Linked DNA regions of Homo sapiens: all the other regions are linked to region 3. A link is a contact called in ENCODE Hi-C or POLR2A ChIA-PET data. All regions are on one chromosome and are shown on one strand. The core of a region is the stretch at or near the end of the contact, and the rest is flanking DNA. Distances in the headings are between cores, read along the strand shown. Region 1 has its middle 270 kb from the start of LINC02914. Region 2 has its middle 210 kb from the start of LINC02914. Region 3 overlaps BCL11B (BCL11 transcription factor B).

Evidence for each region. A loop is a pair of places that touch in the nucleus more often than their neighbours do. ChIA-PET counts read pairs that join two places held with the same protein, here RNA polymerase II (POLR2A). Pooled maps may share reads with other maps.
Region 1: a loop to region 3 is called in a pooled map, with 2.2 times the contacts of the local background. The contact joins two enhancer-like sites. A Hi-C loop is called at or near these places in 6 of 50 pooled maps. POLR2A ChIA-PET finds 5 or more read pairs at or near these places in 3 of 52 experiments (CD4-positive, alpha-beta T cell, activated CD4-positive, alpha-beta T cell and activated CD8-positive, alpha-beta T cell).
Region 2: a loop to region 3 is called in a pooled map, with 7 times the contacts of the local background. The contact joins two enhancer-like sites. A Hi-C loop is called at or near these places in 1 of 168 maps with a recorded cell type or tissue (CD4-positive, alpha-beta T cell) and 6 of 50 pooled maps. POLR2A ChIA-PET finds 5 or more read pairs at or near these places in 3 of 52 experiments (CD4-positive, alpha-beta T cell, activated CD4-positive, alpha-beta T cell and naive thymus-derived CD4-positive, alpha-beta T cell).

What each region holds. Positions count from the first base shown.
Region 1 is chr14:98,983,239-98,986,640 of GRCh38, forward strand. No RefSeq gene overlaps it. Among named protein-coding and RNA genes, the nearest start is that of LINC02914, 270 kb to the left of the region's middle. RefSeq lists an enhancer at 1,665-2,283. Within about 2 kb of position 1,618, at least 4 of the 41 ENCODE cell types and tissues checked have a DNase peak (open chromatin) inside an H3K27ac peak, as active enhancers do; they include CD4-positive, alpha-beta T cell, where a contact is called at or near this core.
Region 2 is chr14:98,924,265-98,927,656 of GRCh38, forward strand. No RefSeq gene overlaps it. Among named protein-coding and RNA genes, the nearest start is that of LINC02914, 210 kb to the left of the region's middle. Within about 2 kb of position 2,052, at least 2 of the 41 ENCODE cell types and tissues checked have a DNase peak (open chromatin) inside an H3K27ac peak, as active enhancers do; they include CD4-positive, alpha-beta T cell, where a contact is called at or near this core.
Region 3 is chr14:99,176,449-99,179,882 of GRCh38, forward strand. The region is part of intron 3 of BCL11B (BCL11 transcription factor B); the gene reads right to left. Among named protein-coding and RNA genes, the nearest start is that of BCL11B, 94 kb to the right of the region's middle. Within about 2 kb of position 2,028, at least 5 of the 41 ENCODE cell types and tissues checked have a DNase peak (open chromatin) inside an H3K27ac peak, as active enhancers do; they include CD4-positive, alpha-beta T cell, where a contact is called at or near this core.

The DNA.
Region 1 (3,402 bases), core at 368-2,867, 190 kb before region 3:
ACTGTATGTATGTTTAATGTTTCCCGTTAGGAATCATCTTCTTACTGTTTTGTCGCCATCATTTCAAGCTCTCCTCCCCCCTCTTCATTTTATGAACATGGCACATCAATTAATATTCCCGCATTTTTTGTTATTGTTCTCAACCCATGTGAATAACGACCCCTCATTGTATTGCGCGTTAATTTCTACAGCCTGTCAGCCTGTATTGGAATGTTCTTTCTAGCAGGGTCCTGGGCCGGTCCTGGAGCTGCTCCTTAGTAGATGAGTAAAAATTGATTCCCTGGCCCCCTTGAATAATTCCTTGGCCCCCAAAATGGGCCCTTTCCTCAAGCTGTGGCCCCTCCCACAGAAGAGGGAAGAGACAGAAACAGAAAGAGAAGCTTCCTTTGACATTTGAGGTGTCTGGACTCCTCCAGGTAGCAAACTGGTTTTCATGGTGCACACAGAGGAGGGATGATATCGGAGCTCAAGTACAGTGCCCCAGCAACACGTACAGATCGTGTACTCACAGGGACACAGTTTCACATTGTGAAGCCGCATCAATAGGAAGGGAGGGAGGAAGGGAAGAAAGGGAAGGAGGAAAGGAGAAAGGGAACGAAAGAAGAAAGAAAAGAAGGAATGAAGGAAAGAAGGAGGGAGGGAGGGAGGAAGAGCAAAAAGCCTGCAGCATTTTGACAAACCAAAAAGGAAAGGGATGACTTCTGACGTTTACCTATTTTGAGGACTGAACCCAAAGGACTGAGGTGACACCAAATAGGACAAATGTTGGTTCCTAGAGCATGGTGACCTCATTGCATAGCTATCAAAGAGCACAACGTCTTCAGAGTCAGGCAGATCCAGATTGGAGTCACACCCCCTGCCCTGCTGCTTACCAGGCTGAAGGCTCCTGGTGGAACATCTCTGGCTGGTCTGGGTGAGACCCCATAGGCCACTTCCCCACCCACAGACTTTACTTCCACAGAGCTCACCCTACTCGTGACATATGGGGTTGATCAACTGTTAAGCCCAGTCTCTTCTCCTGGCCTGGAAGCTCCAGGCAGGGCACTGTATATAAGACTGATTATAGCTGAAATCCCAGAGCTTGGTGCAAGGCTACAGAGCTCAAGAAAGATTCTCCAGAGAGCAGAAGCCAAAATCAGACCAGGATAATGAGTGATGGGACAATCATGATGAATAGGGCGATGACACAAAGTGTAGCCACCTTTGATTGAGCATCTATTCTACACCCGGTGCCCTCGTAGGAACTTCGGGTTCACTGACTGCTGAACGCCACCAATAGTCCTTTGAAGTTGGGACTGATAACTCCATTTTATAGATGGGGGAAGGATGCTCAGAGTAGCAAGGTGGCTTTGCTACAACCGCATAGCTAACTAATAACATAGGCAAGACTGAAACCAGCTCTAAGGATCCCCTAAAACACTGTTCTCTCTTTTGCCCCCGCGTGTCTCAAAGGGGTCCTCCATGGACGAGGTGACCCAGAGATGCAGCCATGGAGGGTAGAGCAAGAAGTGCAGCCTCAGCACTTCACTGACCCAGTCAGCGGCCTCTGCAGGGCTGGCCCAGCCGCAGCTTCAGATCCACCCCGCCAGCCAATCAGCCCACGACAGGAAGCTCTTTCTGCAACTCATCTGCCCTTATCTCCTGGCAGAGCGGCTCTGTGAGGTCACGATCACCACACCTTATCAGAACATCTGCACCTACTGGGGACACAGCCCAACAGGCTCAAAACAGCAATTTCCTTTAGGTCTTCTCCTCAGAACTCCGCATCACAGGCACCACAAATTAAAATAAGAACCCCAAACTGAAACTTTAGGGAGGTCCTCCCTTGTAGGGCCTAGCCTGGAGCAGAGGCCATGGGAAACTATAGGTAGCAAGTACCTTGTCTTCCACCATCTGGTGAGCTCTTGGCTGTCCTGCAGAAGCCCAGCTCAAATGTCCTTCCCCCTAGATTTCCCAGTGTCTCCTCTGTCAGGCCTCTGAGCCCAAGCCAAGCCATCGCATCGCCTGTGACCTGCACGTATACGCCCAGATGGCCTGAAGTAACTAAAGAATCACAAAACAAGTGAATATGCCCTGCCCCACCTTAACTGATGACATTCCACCACAAAAGAAGTGTAAATGGCCGGTCCTTGCCTTAACTGATGACATTACCTTGTGAAAGTCCTTTTCCTGGCTCATCCTGGCTCAAAAAGCACCCCCACTGAGCACCTTGCAACCCCCACTCCTGCCCACTGAGCACCTTGCGACCCCCACTCCTACCCGCCAGAGAACAAACCCCCTTTGACTGTAATTTTCCTTTACCTACCCAAGTCCTATAAAACAGCCCCACCCTTATCTCCCTTCGCTGACTCTCTTTTCGGACTCAGCCCGCCTGCACCCAGGTGATTAAAAGCTTTATTGCTCACACAAAGCCTGTTTGGTGGTCTCTTCACAGGGACGTGCATGAAATTTGGTGCCGTGACTCGGATCGGGGGACCTCCCTTGGGAGATCAATCCCCTGTCCTCCTGCTCTTTGCTCCATGAGAAAGATCCACCTATGACCTCAGGTCCTCAGACCGACCAGCCCAAGAAACATCTCACCAATTTCAAATCCGGTAAGTGGCCTCTTTTTACTCTCTTCTCCAACCTCCCTCACTATCCCTCAACCTCTTTCTCCTTTCAATCTTGGCGCCACACTTCAATCTCTCCCTTCTCTTAATTTCAATTCCTTTCATTTTCTGGTAGAGACAAAAGAGACATATTTTATCCATGAACCCAAAACTCCGGCGCCGGTCACGGACTGGGAAGGCAGCCTTCCCTTGGTGTTTAATCATTGCAGGGATGCCTCTCTGATTATACACTCACGTTTCAAGGGTGTCAGACCACGCAGGGACGCCTGCCTTGGTCCTTCACCCTTAGCGGCAAGTCCCGCTTTCCTGGGGCAGGGGCAAGTACCCCTCAACCCCTTCTCCTTCACCCTTAGCGGCAAGTCCCGCTTTCCTAGGGGGCAAGAACCACCCAATCGCTTATTTCCACGCCCCAACCTCTTATCTCTGTGCCCCAATCCCTTATTTCCGTGCCCTGACCTCTTATTTCTGTGCCCCATCCCTTATTTCCACGCCCCAACCTCTTATCTCTGTGCCCCAACCCCTTTTCCCACTTTTCTGGAAGGTAAGAACCCCCGAACCCCTTCCCTCCATTTCTCTACTCTCTCTTTTCTCTAGGCTTGCTTCCTTCACTATGGGAACCTTCCACCCTCCATTCCTCCTTCTACTCCCTTGGCCTGTGTTCTCAAAAACTTAAAACCTCTTCAACTCACACCTGACCTAAAACCTAAATGCCTTATTTTCTTCTGCAATGCCGCTTGACCCCAATACAACTCGACAGTAGTTCCAAATAGCCAAAAAATGGCACTTTGAATTT
Region 2 (3,392 bases), core at 802-3,301, 250 kb before region 3:
GTTAGTGGGAGGGTGCTGAGAGAAAATGCTATATAAACTGCATGCCTTTCGCAAGAGGTTGCAGTTCTTCTACCTCACCCGCCACCATGGGACCACTCAGGAGGTAAGTTCCCGCTAATAAAACCCTATGCCTCTTTTGCTAGCTCTGGGTCTCTTCTTTGGCCTCTTGATCCTGGTGCCTCTCTATTGCAGTTGATAGAGTTCCAGCGGGACACGCAAGTAACTGAAATTGAGCGTAACAATTATATTGATGACTCTTGAGGTGATACTAGTTTGTTGTTGCTGTTGTTCATGACTTTCTTTGATGTAGAAGCAATTTTAAACTCAAATCTAGATTTCTCTGTTTCACCCCATTCACAGATCAAACCTAGAAAGCAAGTTTCACAGAGAAAAATAAGTAGCCTACAGTTTGAAAACACTTTTTGCAGTATGAATATTCCACCAAAACCCTACCATTCACTCATTTATCAGCTGGGCGCAGTGGCTTACACCTGTAATCCCAGCACTTAGGATGGCTGAGACGGGCAGATCGCCTAAGGTCAGGAGTTCGAGACCGGCCTGGCCAACATGGCGAAACCCCATCTCTACTAAAAATACAAGATTAGCCAGGTTTGGTGGTGGGCGCCTATAATCCCAGCTACTCGGGAGGCTGAGGCAGGAGAATGGCTTGAACCCAGGAGATGGAGTTTGCAGTGAGCTGAAATAGTGCCACTGTACTCCAGCCTGGGCAACTGAGTGAGACTCCTTCTAAAAAAAAAAAAAAAAAAAAAAAAAACAGGCACAGTGACTCACGCCTGTAATCCCAGCACTTTGGGAGGCCAAGGTGGCCAGATCACCTAAAGTCAGGAGTTCGAGACCAGCCCGGCCAACATGGTGAAAACCCCTCTCTACTAAAAAAAATATAAAACTTAGCTAGGCATGGTGGCACACGCCTGTGGTCCCAGCTACTGGGGAAGCTGAGACAGGAGAATTGCTTGAACCCAGGAGATGGAGGTTGCAGTGAGCTGAGATCGGATCATCACACCCCAGCCTGGGCAATGGAGTAAGACTCCGTCTCAAAAAAACAAACAAAAAAAAAGGATTCATTCATTTATCTATACCCATTGCTTAGGAGGCCCCTACTGAGAACAAGATTTTCAATACAAAGTCTTGCCAGACTCCATTTCTGTCCTTGAGGAAACATGTGCAACTCTTCCCCAAAACCAGGTCACAGGGGAAAGTTGCAGAGGCCGGGTGCCCTTCTGCCCACCTTCACCCACACCTGGGTTTCATACACTATGTATGGAAAGAACTGAAATGAGGAACCTGAAAATTTTAGACCCAGGTCTTTCACTTTCTCTAGCTGTATCACCTAGGCAAGTTGCCTCTCTTATCTGAACCTTGCTTTTTCAAAATATGAAATAACAGTGTTTGAAACAGTAGCATCAGACCCTGTGGCCTTGAGCTAACTGGTCAACCCCAATAGCTGGCATGTGGTGGGGGAGAAGCAGGGACAGGGGGCATCTATCTGACTCTGCAGGCAGACAGGGCCAATTAGTGATATTAAAGAGGACTGTTAAGGCACCAAAGGGCAACCTGCGGTCTACACCTAAGCGATCAGGTGGCAGCCTGTGAAGCAATCCCATATGATGGAAAGATCGCAGGCCCAAGGGTCTCGAGACCCTCGGGTTTAGTTCCAGCTCCACCAAAACTTTGCTGGATGATCCTGAACAAGTCGGTACAGCTCTGTGGCCCTCACTGTCCTCACCTGGAAGATTAAAGAGTTCAACCAGACAATCCCCAGAGTCCCTTCCAGCTCTGACATGCTCTCATTCCATGATTGCGTGACCACCAAATTAAATTAGAATCAGAGCTTTTGCATCACCTCTGTGTTGGCGAAGACAAGAAACACGCCCATGCGTACATGAAAAAGCCTTCCACAGCGGGTTGCTCAGCTTTTTCTTGTTGTTGTTGTTGTTTCTTCCCTGCACTTATCAGCCCATGATCAAGGGTTCCCTCTCCAATGCAGGTGCTTATCTGCCAGCTGAGGCCAAGGGCGCATCTTAGTACCCAGCAGCTGGTGAGGCAATGCGGGCGTTTCTGCCACTGTTAAGCCGCCACCGCTGGCTACAAGGCGTTGCCTGATAAACAGACTTGCTACACACACGTCTGCCTGGGAAGGAAAGAGACTGCCTGCCAGCCTACTCCTGCCAAGGTCTGCACCCAGCCCTCTGCAGGGGTCTGAGGACAGGCACATGCATGGGGCTGTCAGGATCCTGCCAGACTTGGGAACAAGACGGATGGGACTTGAGGCTCCTGTGAGGTGGGCTTCCCAGGCATTTGAACTCATGGCCTGAAGGGTCCCTGAGGGGATACCAGAGGTCAGAACAGAGACTTTGCAATAAGGAGTGGGGCATCCCCTGGAAAATCAAGGCTGGGCTTGGTATCAATATGTCAGGGAGAAATGCCCCCACAGATCTGGCTATTTCTTTTTTTTTTTTTTATACTTTAAGTTCTAGGGTACATGTGCACAATGTGCAGTGCAGGTTTGATACATAGGTATACATGTGCCATGTTGGTTTGCTGCCCCCATCAACTCGTCATTTACATTAGGTATTTTTCCTAATGTTATCCCTCCCCCAGCCCCCCAGCCCCCAACAGGCCCCAGTGTGTGATGTTTCCCGCCCTGTGTCCAAGTCAGATCTGGCTATTTCTAAAGGCCAGGATGACTCATTTTTTCAAGGAAAATTTCCAGAGAACTCATATTCACTGGGCATTGAGGAAACAGATGAAGTAATACGTCTAGGTCCTTCCCATCAGAGTTCCCGGCCTGGTTGTAAGAGAAAATAGGTACATTCTGCAAATAATTGTAGTATGTTTTATTCCCTCATTTATCCAGTGAATATAAAATGAACACCTATTGTGCCCAGGCACCATTCTCTGTACTAGGCAAATTCAAGTGAATATGATAGAAATTATGTCCATTCTGACTGGGTGCAGTGGCTCACACCTGTATTCCCAGCACTTTGGGAGGCCGAGGTGGTTGGATCACTTGAGGTCAGGACTTCAAGAGCAGCCTGGCCAATATGATGAAACCTCATCTCTACTAAAAATGCAAAAAATTAGCCAGGCATGGTGGCAGGTGCCTGTAATCTCAGCTACTCTGGAGGCTGAGGCAGGAGAATCACTTGAACCCAGGAGTCAGAGGTTGCAGTGGGTGGAGATCGCACCACTGCACTCCAGCATGGGCGACAGACTGAAACTGTCTCAAAAAAAAAAAAAAAAAAAAAAAAAAGCAGCCTATTCTTTCGGTGCACAAATTGCCCACTCTCTTCTCGCCATCTTCCCAGGGTGATGATTGTGTTTGCTGAGTGCTTCCTAGGGCCTGGGTACCTTGCTGGAGCTCTGTATGT
Region 3 (3,434 bases), core at 778-3,277:
AGACCCGCCTTGCTCCCCCAAAGAAAAGGGATTCTGATCTCCATTACCTCCGAGGCCACGGGAGATCGTGTTTGTGAGAATACGGTCCAGTAGTAGGAATTCTGTCAAGGCTGGACTGTGTAACAGCCCTGGCAAATCCCAGCCCTCGAGGATGCTCCACACCCGAAACCATCTAGGCCAGGGCTTCTCAGTCAAGGCACTACTGACATTTACATCCTAATTCTTTGGGCGGTGGGGGCTGTCCTGCGCATTGCAGGATGTTTAGCAACATCCTCTGCCTGCACCCACTAGATAGATGCCAGGAGCATCCACCTCCCCCGGTTGCGAGGACCAAAAATGTCTCCAGGCCTTGCCGAATCTTCCCAGGGAGGGGGGCAAGATCACCGACCCCTTTGAGAACAACCAATTCTGATAATATTTGATTCCAGGGAGTTGTACAGAAACACAAATCAAACTGTACTATCCTGCAAACTTTTTTTTTTTTAAGAGAAATAGCTGCAATACCTCTGCAACATTTGGGATTTTTAGCTATAGGAAATTCTCGTGTTTCCTACACCACCGTCTGTGCAGAAAGCACTGTACACCTGAATATGGATTCCTAGGAACAGAAAAAATTTAACATGCTGTGAAGACCGGCTACTACTGTGACAGCTGCCCCCACCCCGTGTCCTCACACACACGCCCAAACACCGCTTGGAATTCCACCTCCAGACCCCAGGGAAGGCGGGGGCACACTGGCCTACATGAGTCTTTCAAAGTCCTCTGCCAGAATACTAAGCAATGAAAGAACATCCTCACATCTGACAGGGCAGTCAGGATGAACAGTGGCAAATGCTGATGTGTTAGCAACTGGCTCTGGTGACACGGGCAGCAAATTGTAGCGAACACTCGTGGTATGGAGCCAAAACGTCATCGTCTGTGTCCATCACTGAGACAATCACAAAATGGAGGCTGAACATTTCCTCCGGAACCCATCCTGCAAGTGCCCTCCTGCACCTGGGGGTGAAGCTCGCCGCTTTTCCAGTATGTACCTCTCCTAATGCTCTGCATAAAAGAGACGGTGCAGACAGGACCCGTCTTGCAGCATTGCACTCACTAGCTGGGGATGCAAGAGGAACAAGAATCCCAGCTCAGATCCAGCAGAAGACATGGCATGCGAGATCTTGAAAGATCCCTTTTGTTTTCTCAAACTTTCATCTACCTGGAAGATTTTAACACAGATGCTAAAGTACAGGGGCCACAAGCTCTGGTGAAGTCAAACGTGCAAATGAATGACCCTTCCCAATATCGGTAAGTTGCCATGGGAAGTGGAGAAAACAGTCCCCTGTCTCACTCTCTCCACCAATCGATTACAGGCCTTCTGAAATCCTAGGCAGACAGCATTTTTGTTTTCCACCCACTAATTATGTTTCTGGAAGGCTGCACTCTTAGCAGTGTTTATAGGCACATAAACTTTCATTTGGAAACCATCTTTTAAAAATCAAGTGACTCGGGGACCAAATACCCTGAATTCCATCCAAGGTCTTGAGTGTGGCCTGTGCCTCTGCCTGAAACTGGACTTGCCAGTTTCTGAGGGGCCGGGACCTCCCCAAGACATCGCATGCCTGCAGCGTCACAGAAGGCTTCGTGCTGTCCGAGGGGCAGGGTGGAGACTCCCCCCGCGACCTCAGAACCAGTTGGCCCAGGACACCAACACTAGAAACCGAGCCAGGCTGTTACAAGTTTGGCATTACATAGGGATTCTTTCCCTCTCCTCTCCTATTCTGTGTGTTTGGTGATGAGAAGACGGTGGTAGGGAGGACAGAAATGAAAAAGGAATTCTGAAGTTCGGCCTCATCCCTCTTAAAAACAGCTCAAGGAGCACCTCTGAGGCTATCTTCTTTCTCCAGGGTGTCTGGGTCATTTCCCTCTCTTAGTCATCCAGGTAACTCAGTTCTCCCATGAAAGAGCCCCTGAGGGGAAACCTCCCCACCTAAGATAGGGCAGGGACGCCTTCCCAAGGCCCTGGGTGGCCGCGATTCTCCCTGTAAGGCCACCCCAACACCACAGCCCTCCTGCTCTGTGCACTCTCAGCGAACAGAGGAAGTGCCCAGCTTCCCTGGTTCTGTCCTACACTTATTAGTGATTGTACTTGGGGAACAGCACGCCTTAGCTCAGACAGCCTCATAGGAGAGCTGGCCAGAAGCCATATTTAGACGACTCCTCACACCCTTTTTGGGAACAAGGCAGAATAAATAAGTAATAAAAAAAGAAGCTAGATAAACATCCTTTTCTGACACAGGAGCTAATAACACAAATGAAGTGCCCCTTCCTGCAGGGTTATAGATCTTCAAATTAAAGATCGTTCCTGTACCCTGCACCACCCTTCAGCCACTCTAATTAATCAATTCACAGCTTTCCGTCGCTTTAGTTTCTCATGTTTTCAAGTCAGGCCACCTCCCTTCCCCCAATCTCTTTTTCATCATCTCTGTTTCCCTGGGAAGTGCTCCAAAGCACTTCCTGTTTCTTGATCTGGGTGGCCACAGATTTTCTAGAAAGTTCTGTGGCTGGTGAGGAAAGAACATGGCTATCAGAGGAAAATGCAGAGCGCTTACGCAGGCCAGCAGTGAAGGCGGCTCTACAGCTGAAATGGCCAAGTCACAGGTTTTTCAACTCAAAAGGGCAGTTACTGGAAGTCAGGTAGCTACAAGTGCTAAAGAGCTCAAGTGTTTCCACTTCTTGTTTGTTTGTTTTAAATGCTTCTGGCTGGGCACGGTGGCTCACGCCTGTAATCCCAGCACTTTGGGAGGCCGAAGCGGGCGGATCACTTGAGGTCAGGAGTTCAAGACCAGCCTGGCCAACATGATGAAACCCCATCTCTGCTAAAAATACAAAAATTAGCCGGGTGTGGTGGCATATGCCTATAATCCCAGCTACTCAGGAGGCTGAGGCAGGAGAATCGCTTGAACCCGGGAGACGGAAGTGGCAGTGAGCTGAGATCGAACCACTGCACTCCAGCCTGGGCGACAGAATGAGAATCCATCTTAAAAAAAAAAAAAAAAAAAAAAAAAAGCTTCTAAAACTAACTTGGAGCAACATAGGGAGGGCATTACCTGTCCATAATTCACCATCAGGTGAGAAGAGCGATGTTTATTCATCAGGCTGGATTTCAGGGCCACCCGTCCTGCCTGGAAAGCTCTTACTGGACCCGTGTCCGGGAACCGCTTTGGTTCCAATACTTCCCTCTGCACAATGGCAAGATTTCACTTCAGGCGATGGCCTCCAGTGCAGGATCTGAAGCCTTCCGATATCCTAAAAATCACCCAGCCCTCAGAGGCCCGCCCTAGACAACTTTCTTTCCAGTCCCCACTCCCTTCTTTTTTTAATAAAACATTCATTTCCTTATTATCACTCCATGGTTATCTCTTGCCCGGAAGTAGCCCTGAGCATGAGGC